2 separate regions of the Homo sapiens genome follow, and region 2 is linked to region 1. Evidence: read pairs that join two places in POLR2A ChIA-PET (ENCODE). Cell type or tissue: A673. All regions are shown on one strand. Region 1 overlaps GATAD2B (GATA zinc finger domain containing 2B). Region 2 overlaps TPM3 (tropomyosin 3).

Region 1 (4,000 bases):
TACTTTATTCCTTTTTTTTTTTTTTTTTTTTTGAGACAGAGTATTGCTGTGTCGCCCAGGCTGGAGTGCAGTGGTGCAATCTAGGCTCACTGCAACCTCCACCTCCCAGGTTCAAGAAATTCTTCTGCCTCAGGCTCCCGAGTAGTTGGGATTACAGGTGCCCACCACCATGCCTGGCTAATTTTTTTTTTTCTTGAGACAGTCTTGCTCTGTCGCCCAGGCTGAAAGTGCAGTGGTACGATCTTGGCTCACTGCAACCTCCGCCTCCCGGGTTCAAGCGATTCTCCTGCCTCAGCCTCCCGAGTAGCTGGGACTACAGGCGCAAGCCACCACGCCCGGCTAATTTTTTGTATTTTCAGTAAAGACAGGGTTTCACTGTCTTAGCCAGGATCGTCTCTTATCTCCTGACCTCGTGATCCGCCCGCCTCAGCCTCCCAAAGTGCTGGGATTACAGGCATGAGCCACCACACCTGGCCAATTTTTTTATTTTTAGTAGAGATAGGGTTTCACCTTGTTGGCCAGGCTGATCTCAAACTCCTGACCTCATGTGATCCACCCACCTCGGCCTCCCAAAGTGCTGGGATTACAGGCATGAGCCACCGCTCTCGGCCCCATACTTTATTCTTTAATATACTTTCTCATTTTCACCTAACACAAAAGCTGCTTCATAAATATCACACCTAGGAGGCACATAAAGAGAATTTAAGAAAAGACATCAGGCCGGGTGCAGTGGCTCACGCCTGTAATCCCAGAACTATGGGAAGTCAAGACGGGCGGATTATGAGGTCAAGAGATCGAGACCATCCTGGCCAACATGGTAAAAACCCCGTCTCTACTAAAAATACAAAAATTAGCTGGGCATGGTGGCGCAGGCCTGTAGTCCCAACTACTCAGGAGGCTGAGGCAGGAGAATCGCTTGAACCCAGGAGTCGGAGGTTGCAGCGAGCCAACAATGCGCCACTGCACTCCAGCCTGGCAACAGAGCGAGACACTGTCTACAAAAAAAAAAAAAAAAAAAAAGACATCATACTAAACTGAGCAGAATTATAATTTCTAAATGAATGCTGATCCCCTAATTGCCAATGAAAGACACAATCACTACAACTGAACCCCAAAATTGTAACACTTGCAATGCATGGACACTTAGAACAATCTCTAATTTTTCCTTCCTTCCATGTGCTGTTTGACTGTCCTTTTGTACAATTCTAACTCTGGCAGATGGCAGGGAAAGAATACCGCATTTTGATAATATCATACTAAACAGAAAAGAAGAAATAAAAAAGAAGGGGGAGTCTCGAATGAGTAGTTAATAGATATTACTTGCTCTATTATCTGGCTTTTTGCTTCTCCTTAAGAACAACCCCTCTCCCCCACCCACCCCTGTACCCTTGGCAATTCTGAATGATTAGAAACAGTCGGCCAAGCGCAGTGGCTCACGCCTGTAATTCCAGCACCGTGGGGGCCGAGGCAGGTGGATGACTTGAGGTCAGGAGATCGAGACCAGCCTGACCAACATGGTGAAACCCTGTCTCTACTAAAAAAAAATTACAAAAATTAGCCGGGTGTGGTGGTGGGCACCTGTAATCTCAGCTTCTCGGGAGGCAGAGGCACAAAAATCACTTGAACCTGGGAGGCAGGGGTTGCAATGAGCAAAGATCACACCACTGCACTCCAGCCTGGGCTACCAAGTGAGACTGTCAAAAACAAAAACAAAAACAAAAAACAAAAAAGCCACACAATGTGGCCTGTCCCCTGCCTCCTTGCTCCTCACCCCTAAGTATCTTAACAAACTACAGCTGTAAAATCCAGGAGGCATTTCTCTTTTAATCATTCTTTTCTCAAGCACATACACCTTTGAATGGGAACAGAAAGAAGAGACCCACCAGCCTGGACAACACAGGAAGACCAAATTTCAATAAAAAATACAAAAATTAGCCAGGTGTGGTGGTACACGCCTGCAGTCCCAGCTACTCAAGAGGCTGAGTTGGGAGGATAGCTTGAACCCAGGAGGTCAAGGTTGCAGTGAGCCGTGATCACATCACTGCACTCCAGCTTGGGTGACAGAGACCCTGTCTCAAAAAAATAAAAAAATAAAAAAGGAGATCCAGGACAGTTACTACTTCTACTAGGAACATGGTCAATAACACTTGCACACAGAAGCTCTCTCGTTTTGCCACAACACAAATACCTTTTTCTTTCTAAGACAGCAAGGAAAAAAGTGTATGTGTGGATGTGTCAAAAGGGTATTTTTCTTGCTCTAAGCCTCCCCCCTCCCTCTCCTTGTCCATCAGCCCAAGCAAGCAGAGATGACGCAGACTTCCTTATATAATGGCCTGTGATTTCCTAGACTGCAGGCCTTTCCCTTTGTGTTCTGTATACACTTACACACACGAGCGCGCGCACATTCTCATTGCTTTGCAGCCCCTGGCATGATGCCAACACTCAGTCAGCTGGTTGACTCCATTCACAGAGCAGGGTTGGAGCTGACATGGAAAAGGGGAGGGGTAGAGAGGGTAAGGGGGAGGCTAGAACCATCACTGCTACAGACAAAAGAAATTTTAAAAAGGGGAGGAAGGAGAAAGAGAAAACCTTAATAAAACACTCTCCTTATTGCTTCAGCTTGAAGACAACTAGAAGCCAGAGACCCTTACCATTATAGCAAATGGATGAAGCAGAGGGAAAGAAGATCCAAACCGAAAGGAGCTTTGTATGAGAAACAATAATTCTGCAACAAATTTTTTTAAAGCAACAGTGTTTATTACTTCAATCCCATTAGAAACCTCAGCATATTACCTTCTACACATAGCCAAAAACTACTAGAAAGAACTCAGAAGAGATTTCGAGTTTCTGCTTTTAGCAAAGAAAAATAAGGATTGGGGAGGGCAAGACAGTTAAAACTACTTAGAGGTATACATTTTTCCGTTCCTTCCTCTAGCTTCCAGAAAAGTGAGAGAGATAAGAAATAGAGAAAGAGAACAGAAAAAGGAGGAAAATAATGAGATGGGTTTAGGTTTTTTTCGTGTGTGTGTGTGTGTGTGGAGGGTCGTGTGTGTGTGGAGGGTCCCCTTTCTTTCTCTGTTCTATCGTCTCTTTTCTACCGTAAGAGAAGCTCTTTCTGTAGCACAGAGGTGGCCCCCATGCGTGCCAGCCCCCTTGAGAGCCCTGCACAAACCCGGTCTCCAAGCGGGCACTGCCCTGCCAATCACATGGTGTACTGTTATATTAAACAAAAGAAACAGGGGGATGCTTACTTTTACCCATGATGCCTAGCGGGGACAGGAGGGAGGGAGAGAAAAACCAGTTGTAGCCGGTTTATAACCTCAGGACATGGAATTATCTCTTAATTTTTAAAAGTCATTTGTGGTACAAAAAAGTCTGTTAGTCTCCCCACCCTAACTATCCCCCCATCATTGCAGCCTAGTGCCAAACTTTGTCTTCATGAATGAGAGCTAGTTTCCTCTCAAATCATGATGCTTTAACTGTTTAGTTTCCAAAGCCAACATCCAAGATAGGAAATCACAGCATCAATACCAAAGCACACCCCAAATTATAACAAAATGAAGACATACTGCCCACCAAACTTCTTTTCTTTATCCCTATTGCTAGTGCTAGGGAACAGGTACTAATAAGACAGCAGGTGTATTCACTAATTTTTCTTTTTTCCTGAAGCTGTCCCACAGATAGGACATCTGATTTAACCCGATCCATTGACACCGTTCAGGGCAGCTGAATCCGCACCTAACACAAAGCATAGCAAGGTTTCACAGCAAAGTAGTCAAGACAGTACCCATGCATTCTTTAAAAACAGCTTAGGCCTTTGTTATGTATATTTTACTGCAATTTAAAAATTTTTTAATGCTTTAAGCCCAGCCATAGTATGATTGCAATATTATTCCACTTTCCTGTGTCATAGCTAGAACACTTTACTCTTTGCATTCTAGCACCTCCTCACCTACCACATCCCACTTACCACACACACATCCCTATGTCATTCTATAGA
Region 2 (4,000 bases), 290 kb after region 1:
TGCAGTGAGCCATGATCTCACCACTGCACTCCATCCAGCCTGGGTGACAGAGCGAGACTCCATCTCAAAAAGAGAAAAATAAATAAATAATGGAATGCTCAATATTCACTATCCCACAACCCAACTCTGCTTGTCAAAAATCCACTTTTGGAACCCAATAAAAATGAATATGCAAGTTTAACATGTTGGCTGGGCGCAGTGGCTCAAGCCTGTAATCCCATCACTTTGGGAGGCTGAGGTGGGTGGATCACTTGAGGTCAGGAGTTCCAGACCAGCCTGGCCAACATGGTGAAACCTCACCTCTACTAATAATACAAAAATTAGCTGGGTGTGGTGGCAGGCGCCTGTGATCTCAGCTACTCGGGAGGCTGAGGTGGGAGAACTGCTTGAACCCAGGAGGCAGAGGTTGCAGTGAGCTGAGATCAGGCCACTGAACTCCAGCCTAGGTGACAAGAGTCAAACTCCGTCTCAAAAAAAAAAAAAAAAAGAAAAAAAGAAAAAAGTTTTAACATGTTTATGAAGTACCCATTACATGCCTTCTTCCATGAGTTTTTCCAATTCATTCCCACTAGGATCAATCTCGTCCCCTCTACTCAATTCCCATAACACTATTATTTGTGGCATTCATCACACAGTATCTGTAGCTTTATGTATGTTTTCTCTCCTAGTAGATTCTAAGCAACTTGAGAGTAGGAATGGTGCCTCCATCTTTATTTCTGTCTCCATCTTAATATCCTATACCTAGAAGATACCAGGAAGTGTCAGCTGAATAAATGAATCTGAACCTTAATCTCAAAGGCTATGCGGCAGTAAGAAATGGAATGGACAAAAGGAAACGTGAATTTGATATGACTTAAAGTTTTAGATTAAGGAAAACTTCCCTACCTGATTATATCTGTTTAAAAGAAGAGCAAAAGTGTTTTTAACAGATGGAATCTTGCTGTGTTGCCCAGGCTGGAGTACTACAGTGGCTATTTATAGGTGCAATCCCACTACTGATCAGCACAGGAATTTTGACCTGCTCCATTTCCGACCTGGGCCAGTTCACCCCTTCTTAGGCAACCTTGTTGTTCTCCACTCCCAGGAGGTCACCATACTGATGCCAAATTTAGTGAGGACATCTGACCTGCATAGCACACTACAGTGCAGAACTCCTGGGCTCAAGCAATCCTCCTGCCTCAGCCTCCCAAGAAGCTACAGGCAGTACAGGCAAGTGCCATTGCACCCAGCTAAAAGAAAAGCAAATTTTAAATACATACCCTGCTGGGAAACTAAAGTACTAAGTGAACAACACTTACGTGCTTGGATTAGTATAATTCACAGCTATACTATTAAGAAATCTCTGCTGTGTAAATTGGAATGCGAATTCCTTTTTTTTTTTTGAGATGGAGTCTCTCTGTTGCCCAGGCTGGAATGCAGTGGCGCGATCTCCGCTCACTGCAACCTCCGCCTCCCAGGTGCAAGCGATTCTCCTGCCTCAGCCTCCCGAGTAGCTGGGATTACAGGCACCCACCCACCATGCCCAGCTAATTTTTGTATTTTTAGTAGAGACGGGGTTTCACCATGTTGGCCGAGCTGGTCTCGAACTCATGACCTCAGGTGATCCACCTGCCCCAGCCTCCCAAAGTGCTGGGATTATAGGCGTGAGCTACCACGCCCGGCCTATAATGGGAATTTCTAAAATGTTGATATTTAATTCCACAATATGAACCAAGGAAAATTTTACTAGCAGAAATTTATGTATGTAATAAATCATTAGCCTCATATGCACATTATTTGAAATATGCATGATTGGTCATTTTAGTTTTCCCAATAATAATTTATCACTTATCTTATATCCCACTAGTCACACACTAGCAGGCAAATGGTAGCAAGTCTCAAATATGTAAGAAAGGTTTAAAGAAGAAAAAGTAAAAAAACCGTCCAGAATTCTATCCATTGTGTATTTTTCTGTGACTGGAGTTGACATAATTAGTCAATCTTAGCAATAATGTATTGGGTTCACTGGGTGTTCTGAGGATGCACCATTTGAACCACCGGTAAAAGGGTACAGAATGTGTATTGAGAGTCACTTCAATGGCTTCTCAATGACACCACACCAAAGGAGGAATACCTGAAGAGAGAATGGAAACACTGCAGGCAGGATGATTTAAGAACCTGGAAATAAGGAATTTAATCTTGTTCAGCTTGAGGAGTATAACTAAAATTACTATCCTGAGTAACCTGTACTAAATCCATCACTCTGGTAGAATCAGATCAGCTGAGTTTAAATGTCAAGAAAAAATAGACACACACAAAAGTGGCTTTGATTACATAAGTCAGAGGAGGGGGAGCCTACAATAGCTCTTCCCCACATCACACCCCCAAGGCTCCTTCTTAGGGACAGCAACAGCTTTGTCAATGACACAAATGCAGGGTGGCATGAGGTTTCCAGCAGCTTAACATTTTAATTTGGGGTGGGGGTGGAAGAAAATACATAAGTTGCTTTTTGCTCCCCCATCCTAATGCCTTGGGGACCAGCCAGGCTGACCCAAATGGAATCCAGAGCGAGAGTGGGGCCTTGGGTTCCCCGAGGAGTAAAGGGGGCAGATCCAGAACAGAGCAGAAACGGTGATAATTATCTGTATGAAAAAGTAAGGATACTCTAGGTGAGAAGGACTAGCATCAATCTAGATAGCAAACTGGGAAAAAGGAAGAGGAAAAAAAGGAAGAGGTGGCAGCAGGAATAATAAAAGAGAGCCAGACACTTCAGCCTGAGAAATGTGGCTTCTTTTCAGGGTTAGTGGGAAAGATACAAAGAGGCAGATTAGCATCAAGGATCAGGGATCCACAGCAAACAGATGAAGCCCCAACAACTCTTTTTGGTGCTGTTTATCACTTGGCTTGCTTCTGGGACTCAGCTCAATTCTTAGGTGAATTTGGTATTTCCCATCTTGGGTAGTTCCCTGAACTTTAATATCAGGGAACCAATTAAACACACCCAGGAGGCCTGAATTTTGTCTTAATGTGTCAGGGCCCAAGTTACTGGCTCTGTGGGCCCTATTTCCTTAGTTGTATGGATTCTACCTCTAGCAGTATCCCTTCTGAGAAGACTAAATTTGAGAAGCAAATAGAAAAATCACAGTATAATGAAGAAACTATGAATACAAAATATAAAAATTACAAGTCAGTCAGGGTTCTCCTTCTGATCCAAGATTAATTGCCTCCAGAGCTTTTTTTTCTTAGACAGTCTTGCTCTTCAACCCAGACTGGAGTGCAGTGGCATTATCTCGGCTCACTGCAACCTCCATCTCCTGGTTTCAAGTGATTCTCCTGCCTTAGCCTCCCGAGTAGTTGGGATTATAGACATGCGCCACCAAGCCCAACTAATTTTTTAAATATTTTTTAGTAGAGACAGGGTTTTGCCATGTTGGCCAGGCTGGTCTTGAACTCCTGGCCTCGAGTCATCCGCCCACCTCAGCCTCCCAAAGTGCTGGGATCACAGGTGTGAGCCACTACGCCCAGCCTTTAATGTTTTTCTTTTTTTTTTTTTTTGAGATGGGGTCTCACTCTGTTGCCCAGGCTGAAATGCAGTGGCACATCTTGGCTCACTGTAACCTCTGCCTCCCAGATTCAAGCGATTCTCCTGGCTCAGCCTCCTGAGTAGCTAGGATTACAGGTGCACTGCCACCATGCCTGGCTACTTTTTGTATTTTTAGTAGAGACGGGGTTTCACCATGTTGGCCAGGCTGGTCTCCAACTCCTGACCTCACGTGATCCACCTGCCTCGGCCTCCCAAAGTGCTGGGATTACAGGCGTGAGCCACCGCGCCCGGCCATGCCTCCAAAGCTTTTGCCAAACAAATAACCAGCACCAATGTTTCAAAGATAAGGGTGGAGATTCTAGTTTCCAAAGGATAAAACCAAAGCACACCACTATGCATAGCTTGTACCCCCATCCACCCACAAGCCAAGATCCCAGCCCCACTCTACTGTCAGATAGTTACATAGAGGTCATGTCA

What was found. Peaks named below come from ENCODE experiments on the same cell type or tissue, not always from the same donor. Only the 100,000 strongest peaks of a DNase experiment are listed, where the experiment ranks them.
Region 2: POLR2A ChIA-PET joins it to region 1 with 5 read pairs; 3 of 35 experiments call an interaction of 5 or more read pairs at or near these places.

What each region holds. Positions count from the first base shown.
Region 1 is chr1:153,878,764-153,882,763 of GRCh38, forward strand. The region is part of intron 1 of GATAD2B (GATA zinc finger domain containing 2B); the gene reads right to left. Among named protein-coding and RNA genes, the nearest start is that of GATAD2B, 42 kb to the right of the region's middle. RefSeq lists a silencer at 2,270-2,564. In A673, no CTCF peak of the experiment used is centred here; DNase peaks (open chromatin) are centred at 2,418 and 3,248; H3K4me3 peaks cover 1,266 bases; H3K27ac peaks cover 2,321 bases.
Region 2 is chr1:154,165,320-154,169,319 of GRCh38, forward strand. TPM3 (tropomyosin 3) reads right to left here. Exons shown (of 10, transcript NM_152263.4): 9 at 3,986-4,000; 10 at 1-2,621. The coding sequence ends at 2,618. It also overlaps the pseudogene RN7SL431P. Among named protein-coding and RNA genes, the nearest start is that of NUP210L, 12 kb to the left of the region's middle. In A673, no CTCF peak of the experiment used is centred here; no DNase peak of the experiment used is centred here.